2 separate regions of the Mus musculus genome follow, and region 1 is linked to region 2. The links are chromatin loops, found by intact Hi-C in ENCODE. Cell type or tissue: left cerebral cortex. All regions are shown on one strand. Links, peaks and the distances in the headings refer to the core of each region. The heading gives the core; the rest is flanking DNA. Region 1 has its middle 14 kb from the start of Pilrb2. Region 2 holds the start of Zfp113 (zinc finger protein 113).

The links. Hi-C counts contacts between places; a loop is a spot of excess contacts. Peaks named below come from ENCODE experiments on the same cell type or tissue, not always from the same donor. Only the 100,000 strongest peaks of a DNase experiment are listed, where the experiment ranks them.
Region 1: it touches region 2 in a loop (5-fold over the local background); 7 of 42 quality-filtered maps call a loop at or near these places.

What each region holds. Positions count from the first base shown.
Region 1 is chr5:137,883,322-137,888,694 of GRCm38, forward strand. It overlaps the pseudogene Gm3103. Among named protein-coding and RNA genes, the nearest start is that of Pilrb2, 14 kb to the left of the region's middle. In left cerebral cortex, for the core only: a CTCF peak has its summit at 2,735 (motif pointing right); a DNase peak (open chromatin) is centred at 2,758.
Region 2 is chr5:138,153,410-138,158,782 of GRCm38, forward strand. Zfp113 (zinc finger protein 113) reads right to left here and starts at 2,335. Exons shown (of 5, transcript NM_019747.4): 1 at 2,221-2,335. In left cerebral cortex, for the core only: a CTCF peak has its summit at 2,488 (motif pointing left); a DNase peak (open chromatin) is centred at 2,401; H3K4me3 peaks cover 1,246 bases; H3K27ac peaks cover 922 bases.

The DNA of each region.
Region 1 (5,373 bases), core at 115-5,114, 270 kb before region 2:
GACCGGATTGTTCTGGAACTTGCTCTGTAGACCATGGCTGTCCTCTAATTCAGTGGCACCCCTGGTGTTGCATCTTACGAAATAGGATGAAGTCGTGACTACCATGCCTGCTTATTAATAGTTTTGGGGTTTTGATTTGTTTTGTTTTAAGCTACATACCTAATACTGAGGAGGGAAGGGCAAGTTTCTCTCTTTCTGTGACCACAAACTTGATGACACACATGTAAATAGCTTTGTCCTTGGTTATCAGCAGAAGTTGGCAGACGTCCTCTAGAGGAACTTGGCCTGGTACCCAAGTCCCACTCACTGGGCCTTTAGAACTCAGTATAGAGTCTCTTTCTGGGGCTTTCTCTGGGCAGGAGGACAGGGGATGCTCATGCTGAGGCATAAAGCAGATGAGGGAGATGAAGATGATGATGTCATCCTAGTGAGAAACAGCAGGGCAACTGTGCTATTATAAAGCTGCAGCCTGAGCATCCTGTCTGCACCAACAGCTGGCATCCTTCTACCATCCTCTCTAGCAACTCCTCCACTCTCTTCAGGCCACAGTCTGGGTAGGTTACTTGGAGGTTCTGTTGGGGTCTGTGTGTTGTCACTAGGGAAGAGAAATCAAGGAATGTTTGGTAAGTGGTGTGACAGAAATGGAGAACAGAGGGATACTTTTCATCCATGAGGTTATCTGCTGGGTCAGGGAACACAGAGCCTGCAGCATGTCTTATCTGAGGAATTGTGGGGCATTGGGCTCTGCAAAGACAGGCTGGTCTCTAGTTGAGCTGAGGTCTGAACCCCAAAGCCATAATTCACCTACATGACACTGTAGGCATTCCCTCATGCTCCTGGAACTCTGGCTCCTGTCTAAGTTACTGCCGCCCACAGCCCTCACAAGAAAAGCATGGTCAGTAGTCATGTAGGCAATGGCCCAAGCTTCTGACCTTCAGGCTAAGCTCCTCCCAGTTACCTAGCAACAGTAAAGACCATAAAAGGGCTGTTCAGCCCCTGCTTGCTCTCTTACTTCTCACTCTCTTACTTGTCTTCTTATTCCTCACTCTTACCCTCTCTCCTTTCTCTTTGTCTTCTCCTCTCCTCTCCTCTCCTCTCCTCTCCTCTCCTCTCCTCTCCTCTCCTCTCCTCTCCTCTCCTCTCCTCTCCTCTCCCTCCTCCTCCTCTTCCTCCTCCTCTTCCTCCTCCTCTTCCTCCTCCTCTTCCTCCTCCTCCTCCTCCTCCTCCTCCTCCTCCTCCTCCTCCTCCTCTTCTTCTTCTTCTTCTTCTTCTTCTTCTTCTTCTTCTTCTTCTTCTTCTTCTTCTTCTTCTTCTTCTTCTTCTTCTCCTTCTCCTTCTCCTTCTCCTTCTCCTTCTCCTTCTCCTTCTCCTTCTCCTTCTCCTTCTCCTTCTCCTTCTCCTTCTCCTCTCTCTCTCTCTCTCTCTCTCTCTCTCTCTCTCTCTCTCTCCTCTCTTTCCACCTGCATTTCTATAATAAAGCTCTAAAACCATAGAGTGTCTCTGCTCATCAAGGCCCACTATGCTTGGAGGATGGGAACAGGCTTTCTCCTAATGAGCTGTTTCGAATCTCCCATTAGAAGGCCTTCCTGTGCTCCAGTCAAGATCTGCTGCGTGCACTTTCGCAGGTGTTGGGAACCTCTTCCCTCATCCCTCTCTCCTATAACCCCGGGGTTTTAGCAAGGTAGCTCCAGGAATCCCAGGTAGGGCTGCCCCTTGGCCACCCCCTGAAGAATGGGATAGAGGAATGCCCACCCAGGGCTGAGTGGAAAGTGTATGGCAGCTCTCCCATGCCTGACAGACCAGAGGATAGGGAAAACTCTGGTGGGATGTGGGCTCCCCCCTTTCCCAGGGCCCCCTTTTTAGTTCCCAACAGGGAATGTTTCTCGAATGGAAGGGTTCAGAGAGAAATAGGATGCCTTAAGCCTGTTCTCTCTCACCATTGCCATAGGATGACCAATTTGGGCATAAAAAGCAGAGAATCTGAATGCTGTGGATGGTCAGGAACTAGAATCTGAAGAGTCACTGAGTGTGGTCTGAGGGAGGCTCAGGGAAGATGAAGACTGGGTCAAGTCATGGAAGGTGATCAACTGTTAAAGGTGCCTTGTATGGTTCCCCCCCCCTCTCTCTCTTTCTGTGTGTGTGTGTGTGTGTGTGTGTGAGAGAGAGAGAGAGAGAGAGAGAGAGAGAGAGAGAGAGAGAGAGAGAAAGAGAAAGAGAAAGAGAAAGAGAAAGAGAAAGAGAAAGAGAAAGAGAAAGAGAAAGAGAAAGAGAAAGAGAAAGAGAAAGAGTGTGTTTTGTGAGTGTGTGTGCCCTTGTGCATGCTCAGGTGCACGCATATATAAATAAGTGTGCTCATATGGATGGAGTCCAGTTGACAACCTCAGGCATTATGATTAGGGACACCATTCTACTTGACTGTCAACCTGAGGTTTCTTTGCTTGGTTTCTTGGCATTTTGACTTTTTTTTTTTTTTTTTCGTTTTGATTTTCTGTGGTTTTGTTTGTTTTTTTGGTTTTATTTTTCTTGTTTTTTGCTTGTTTGTTTGTTCGGTTTGGTTACGTCTAGGATGAGACAATTTTTAGTATGTAGTGCTTGCTGCCCTGAAACTAGATAAATAGACCAGGTTAACTTCAAACTCAGAGAGATATATTTGTTTCTTCTCACAGAAGGGTTCAAATAGGAATTCAATTAAGTCCAAAACATGAAACCAGAAGAGAGCACGTGAATTTGGATTAAGAAGCCAGCAGGTGGCAGCAGTGGAGCAGGACACAAGGGACAGCTGGAATCCTGTAGAGCTCACCAGGGTCTGTTGTGTAAAAATGCTGAGGTTAAGAAAATGACATATGACAGTCTTGTCACGTTCAGTCCCTTCTTGGGTGAATTAGCAATTGAGTCACTGTTTAACTAGAGGCCCTTGAGAGTAAAGGAAAGGCAGATGAAATCTGGAGGTGAGGGCTCATGACCAGGAGGACATCCTCTCAGACCTAACTGCACCTAAGAATTTGCTTCATGTGGTAGAGCTTTCCTGGCAGGCATAGAACCAAATATTTTATATCCAACAGGAGATAAAGGGGCATGATGATGCTCACCTGTAATCCCTGCTCATGGGAAATTCAGTCAGGAGGATCTGTAGTCATTCATGGTCATTTTTGGCTATATAAAACGTTCAAGGACCACCTTGGGCTACTTGAGATGAAACTTAAATACACACACACACCAACTCTTTTTGAAAGAGACCATAGCACTAGACCTTCCATGTAGGGCCAATGAATCCCAAAGGCTCTGTGCCTTAGTGTCTTTAAGGGTACTATGGATATGTCCTCAGACCATGAGAGATTGTGTCTGGCTCAGGTCAAGGGATCTGAGGACCATGAGGACTGTGAGGAAGGCAGAGAAACAGAGATGGGAGAGGGCAGGCTGATAGCCAGCTACAGTGAAGCATGAACTAGGCAATCAATGCCAGGAAAGCTAAGGAAATGGGAAGATGCCTCTGCACAAGTCACTCAGGGAGAATGGAGCCACTTCCTCTGATACAATCATGAATCCTGCCTCTCAGGGAGCTTATGGCACCATGTCCTGGGCAAGGGTGGGATGAACCTCCTTAGAACTGTACTGAGGACACTACAGCCTCTCCCCCACCACCACTCATGTCTCCACCCAAGTTCAAAGCCAGCTGTGTCCAGTGTCAGCCTTGTCCCAGTCCTCATATCTTGAATGACACATGGATGCTCTGAGACATCTTCTCTCGCTTAGTCCAAAGAATCTGGTGTGACCATAACTAGAGGGAGTCACTCAAGGGCTTTGTGGAAAGAGCCTCCTCAGAGTCTGTGCTGAGCAGGTCGACTGAAGTCTCTATGTGGAATGGAAGACTCCAAGAACTCAATATGACTAAATCCAGTCAATGAGTCATGTGGCTGTCATGTGACATGTACCAGGACTTCTCTGATCCTTGTTTTCCTCTTTAGCGTGTGTTAGTGTGAGGGTGAGGGGAGTTAGAAAGGCTCCTTTTGAGACTGGAAAAGCCTTAGAGTCACTGTCCAAGAAGCCCAGGGTTGTTGGAGACTGTGCCACAGGGAGCAGGGCAAGGCAGAGAGAGTCCACCAGGTCTTGGTTCAGCCTGGGCACTGTGAAGGGTCCCTAAAACTCAAGAAAATGCCCAAGAGTAGATGGGGCAGGAAGGGTGAAGGGGAATCAGGGTAAGGGTGTCTCTATGCTAGCGCTGGTGACTTCATGTGTTTGCTCATCACCACCTTCCTCATTGTGTCTGAAGTGGTTTAGAGACTGACAACTTCATTATGTGAGATTCTTAGAGAGACTTGGGCATGCAGCATGGTGGGAGACATAATAAGAAACAGATTGAGGATGTGGAGGGAAGGAAAAAAGGAAATATAGAAGAAAGAAGACAGAGATTACAAGCTACTTAGGAAATGGAAAAGAGTAGATAAGGCAAAAGGTAAAGGTAGAAGAGAGGAGAACCAGTCATGCCAAGGTCTAATCCATGTCTCCCAGCCAACAATGAGAGCTGGGCCCAGAGCCCAGTTATGTTGTCAGTGACCACAAGGGAAGATCTTCTGCAACATCAGAAAACAAGAAGCCAAGTTGCTGGGCACAAGGAGGTGGAGATGGAGAGGACCGGCCCTGACTCAGCCCTCCACATGTGAAAGCTGGGGATCTGTCTCACATTTCCCTGGTTCTCTCTGGACTCCTGAGCACCCCTATGTCCCTATACAGGGCATCCTTGACTTCCTGATGGCTCTGCTGATCTTGCTTCCTGGAGGGTCTCTGGCTATGGCTTGGATCCTGCTTCTTCTGCTGTCAGCCGCTTGTTTGCATGCATGTTTGCATCTTTCTCACTAGCAAAGAATTAAACATAGGAGGGGACAGTGGGTTTTAAGTGGACAGGAGTCTGCTAGAGGAGCCTGCCAAGCATCTCTGAGCTCATCCCTCAGAGGGAGCCCAGCCCAACCTTTCCCTTGCTTTCCTGTCTCACCAGTCATAGGGACAGTCCTGCTTTGTGTCCCACCCCTGCATATTGATGAAGAATCAGGGTGCTCTGTGTTGTCCTTTCCAACTGTCCTCTGTCACTGTCTCTCACAGTGACTTCAGATTCTCCCTGTCCTTCCCAGAGAATTCTGCAGGATCCAATAGAGAAAATACCTTTGGGGCCAACTAACCAGCTCTACTCTCTGGAGTCCAGGTATCTCCATTGAGATCCCCTTTTTCTACTTGTACTGGAGTTGGCCAAGGATCTGCAGATGAACATAGCCTGGAGAGAAACACTTCCATGGGCAATTCATCTACAACTCTAGCCTGCCTTTCACCCATGAGCACTTCAAGGTCCAACTCATCCTGAACTAGACACAGGGTCAGACA
Region 2 (5,373 bases), core at 280-5,279:
AGCACCTACATTGCAACTTACAACATCTGGAAAAAACAACAAACAACAACAACAAAAAGGTTATGCAAAAGGACTGGAGACATGGCTCAGTGGTTTAGAGTACTGGCTGTACTTCCAGAGGAACAAAGTTTCATTCCCAGCAACCACATGATATCCTCGTCTGGCCTCTCAGGCACCAGGCACAGCATGCAAGTGGTGGACAGACATACATGCAGGCAATTCACCTATACATTTAAAATTTTAAAAAATAAATAAATTTTTAAAAAAGTATACCGTTAAAATATTTTGCTGGGTGGTAGTGCTGCACACCTTTAACCTCAGCACTCGGGAGGCAGAGGCAGGCAGTAAGTTGGAGGCCACCCTGGTCTACAGAGGTTCCAGGACAGCCAGGGCTACAGAGAAAAATTGTCTTGAAACAACAACAAAAAAGGTGAACCACTTGGCATAGGTGGCACAGGCCTGAAATTCTATCACCTACGAGGCTGAGACAGGATGGTGCCAACTTAGTCTCTACCTCAGAGAAACAGGCATGCACACACACAGCTTAAAAGCTGGGCATGATGATGCACGCCTTCGATCCCAGCACTTAGGCAGAGAAGTAGACAGATCAGAGTTTAAAGCCTGCCTAGTGTGCATAGAGAGTTCAAGGACAGCCAGGGCTACGGGGAGAGAGAGCTGTCTCGAAAACAACAAACTACAGAGTAAAACCATCCAGGTGTGGGCAGGGCCTTTCTCTTGCCCTGTTGATTTGGGGTTTTTTTTGGTTTTTTGGAGACAGGGTTTCTCTGTATAGCCCTGGCCGTCCTGGAACTCACTTTGTAGACCAGGATGGCCTCGAACTCAGAAATCTGCCTGCCTCTGCCTCCCGAGTGCTGGGATTAAAGACCACCTGGCTGTAAGCACAGGTCAAGAGAGGCTTCGCCTCCTGGATCCTTTCCTCTTTCTTTGGAGTAACTCACTATAGGATTAAGGTAGCGATGACTGGAAACTTAGCACCTTTTGTGCAGTTCTGAGGTTTTTGTTTGTTTGGTTTGGTCTTTCTTTATTGGGTAAGAATCAGGCTATAGCCCAGACTAGCTTGGAATTCACTGTATAGGACAAGTTGGCCTTGCTTCATTTGCCTCTGTGCTGGGATTAGATGTGAGCAAGCCAATTTGGCTAATTCCTGGAAATTCACATTAGGTCATTGTTTCTCAAACTTGTAGGTCGTGACCCCTTTGAAAGTTGAATGACTCTTTCACAGGGGTTACCTAAGACTATTGGAAAACACAGATATTTACATTACTGTTCTTATCAGTAGCAAAAAAAATACGGTTATGAAGTAGTGACAATAATAACTTTACGGTTGGGGGTCATCACATGAGAAACTGCATTAAAAGGTCATAGCATGAGGAAGGTTGAGAATTTCTGTTTTAGGTTCTACCAGTTCTGTATGATTAAGGGGTCAAAATGGGGAAATCGGGTTCAGTTTATGTCTAATATAGGTACTTAAGAAGTACGGAGGGTAAAGGAATGTGCTAGGAACTACCAGCAAAGACCATCACATACTGTCTTTTCAGTACACCCTAAGAGAGCTGAAATGGACTAAGGTTCTCTGTGTTCAACTAGGTTCTCAATGTTTTAGCCAGCTAATGCACTGGACATACTCGGCCACTTCTGCAGGGAGCCGGCCCCAGCATGTCCACGAAAAGGTATCAGTCAGTAAGCTTAAAAAAAAAAACAAAAAACAAAACAAAAAAACCCTATTCATAGCCATAGGACATGAGATCTTGGTGAGGTTACGGAGGACCCGAGTTCGCACCTCCTCCCAAGCCCTAGTTCTCACTGCGACCCAGAACTACTGTCTGGTTTTCCGATCCAATTAAGGAAAAACTTCCTTCTCCTGCCCTCACACAGAAATCGGTGTGCTGAGAGTACCAAGTTAGGGTGGCAATCTGTCATCAGTTGTTTTAAAGAGAGGGAGACCTCCGTAGCGACGCTAGGAATTTTAAACACTGGGGCTGGGGACGGTAAGAGACACAAAAGCAGACCCGGAGTCCCATTACGCGACACCCGGGATCACGCTGCGCGCCTGCAGCTAGGGTTGCGGAGCTGGACAGCGACTGCAGGAGGAAGGTGGGCCCAGAACCCCGGCGGGCCGCGGACGTGTGAACACCAACCCCCTTCCCCGGAGACCACAACTTCCACCTCACCGCGAGTCCGGGAGATGGCCCCACTCACCCTGGGGACAGGGACGTAAGACTTAGGGGGCCGGACACGAAACAGGTCCTGTTGGACCCTGTTACAGACCCACACAACGGAGAACAGAACAAAGAACGGAAACTGCCCCTCCCCATATCGTTTCCGGGTCGTCCTTTCTCACCACCCAGGACAACAAATGCCCACTTGCTCTCTCTAGGAAAATGGGAGGTCTTCATCTCTCGATGGTACGCTGATGGTGCTGTTCTCGATGGTGCTGGGAAACAAGGGCACCAGACTGCGCCACTTGCTGGCCAGGTTGGGAAGGGACGATGCGTAAGCTGAAGAAGTTGGAGGTCCAGGAAATTCAGGGCACAAGTTCTAGTGGCTCTGAGAGAGAGAGTACACCATCACCTCCATAGCAAGAGAGAGAGTACACCATCACCTCCATAGCAAATATATGAAACTTGAAGAATCCTTTAATATAAATGTGCACCATTGGCTGGTCGTGATGGCGCACGCCTTTAATCCCAGCGCTGGGGAAGCACAGTCAGGCAGATCTCTGTGAGGCCAGCCTGGCCTATGATACAAAACAAAACAAACAAACAAAAAAATAAATAAATAAAAGTGCACCATGGGTTTTGGTTTTTGTTTTGTTTTTCTGGTTTTTTTTTTTTTAAGATTTATTTTATTTATTATATGTAAGTACACTGTAGCTGTCTTCAGATACCAGAAGAGGGAGTCAGGTCTTGTTACAGATGGTTTTGAGCCACCATGTGGTTGCTGGGATTTGAACACAGGACCTCCGGAAGAGCAGTCAGTGCTCTTAACCACTGAGCCATGTCTCCAGCCCCCGTTTTTGTTTTTTTTTTTTTTTTGTTTTTTTGTTTTTTTTTTTTTACTCATCAATTTTTCTTTAATTATTTTGAACATTCTCACTAATTAAGAAAATATTTTATTTCAAAACTTCTTATAGTAGAAAAAAGGATTACCTTTTTAACATGATTTCTCCACTGCTTGATAAGTATAATAGTTATATTTTTAAAATTTGGAATTTATGTTGGTGCTAATGATATTATATCCAAAATAGCACCATGGGTTTTTTTTTAAAGCACTCAGCACTCAGTTTTTAAAAGATTTATTTTAACCAGGCAGTGGTGGTGCACGCCTTTAATCCCAGCACTTGGGAGACAGAGGCAGGTAGATTTCTGAGTTCGAGGCCAGGCTGGTCACAGAGTGAGTTCCAGACAGCCAGGGCTACATAGAGAAACCCTGTCTCAAAAAAAGCAAGACAAAAAATTATTTTAATAGATTTAATATTTATTTGAAGATTTAGTATTTTAATGAGTGTTTTTCTCCTGCATACACACACACATACACACACACCTGATTCAGATATAGGTCAGATGAAGCCATCACATCTTCTGGAACTGGAGTTACGGTAATGAGTGGCCATATGAGTGCATGGAATCTGGGTCCTCTGGAAGAGCAGCCAGTACTTTTTTTTTTTTTAAAGATTTACTTATTATTATTATTATATCTAAGTACACTGTAGCTGTCTTCAGATGCCCCAGAAGAGGGCGTCAGATCTCATTACAGATGGTTGTGAGCCACCATGTGGTTGCTGGGATTTGAACTCAGGATCTTCGAAAGAGCAGTCAGTGCTCTTAACCACTGAGCCATCTCTCCAGCCCACAGCTTTGCTTTTAGATTGCTTGACTAGCCTGGCTGAAGCCCTGGGTCCCCATCCCCAATGGTGCATAAACCAGACAATATGGTACAGTACTGTATTCCTAGCATTTGGGAGGTGGTGGCAGGAAGATCAAGGACTCAAGTTCGTTCTTCAGTACATACTGAGTTCAAAGCCAGCTTGGGCTACATGAGACACATAAGTGATTCTGCACTTACGAGCCTGACGTGGGGTACACATCTGTAATTGCAGTACTTTAGAGCCTGAAACAGAAAGATAGTCAAAAGTTTGAGGCCAGCCTCAATTGCACACTAAAACTCGGTCTCAAAACAAATGATAATAATTAACAAACACATATTTAAAATGAGCTTCCTATAAAGGCTCACATTTGGGGTTCAAGAGGTACCCTGAGACATATTGTGGTTTGGGGGTAAACAATTTATTTTAAGCATTATTAATGCTACAGAGATTGTGCTGGAAGTTGTGAAGAGATTTCAGGCCGGGAGACTAACAGGAGTAAGGAGTACTATTGCATCTTACAGGTTTTAGAGAGGTAGGTAACCCCATTCCATGTCATGAATGACTAGTCAATAGTACACGATAGAGGCACGCACTCTTATTCCAGGACTGGAGTTCATTTCCCAGTACCCATGTCTGTACACTCACAACCACCTATGACTCTAGCTCCAAGGGAAAGAGGAAAAGTTTGTTTCTTTAGCTAATGCGTGTCTATCATATGAGATGTGCCGCCTGTAACCGCCGATTGCTGGGGTTTGGTGCACCGCCTTAGGGGAAGTGAGGATTGCAGACTGGTCAGAGTTTATTTTTTATTTTTTGCAGAAGCTGTGAGGATGAAGAAAGAGGCTCTGCAAGTCAGTATAGCCTGACTAGTCCTAAGCCCAAGCCTAACATGTTCCAATAGACTCTTTTACTTAGTCAATTAATTAATTAAACAGGGTATCATTCTGAAACTCTAGCTGTCCTCTGACCTATGCTGGGGTATGCACATTATACACACACATACACACACACTTACACACTCAAAATAGAGTAAAAAACAAAGGTGTTCTTCTATACACTATTATTGTTTTGTTTTTCTTTCTTTCATTCGTTTTGTTTGTTTGTTTGTTTGTTTGTTTGTTTGTTTTTCGAGACAGGGTTTCTCTGTGTAGCCCTGGCTGTCCTGGAACTCACTCTGTAGACTAGGCTGGCCTCGAACTCAGAAATCCTCCTGCCTCTGCCTCCCAAGTGCTGGGATTAAAGGTGTGCCCCACCACACCCAGCTTGTTTTGTTTTTCGAGGCAGGGTGTCTTAGTCAGGGTTTCTATTCCTGCACAAACATCATGACCAAGAAGTAAGTTGGGGAGGAAAGGGTTTATTCAGCTTACACTTCCACATTGCTGTTCATCACCAAAGGAGGTCAGGACTGGAACTCAAGCAGGTCAGGAAGCAGGAGCCGATGCAGAGGCCATGGAGGGATGTTCTTTACTGGCTTGCTTCTCCTG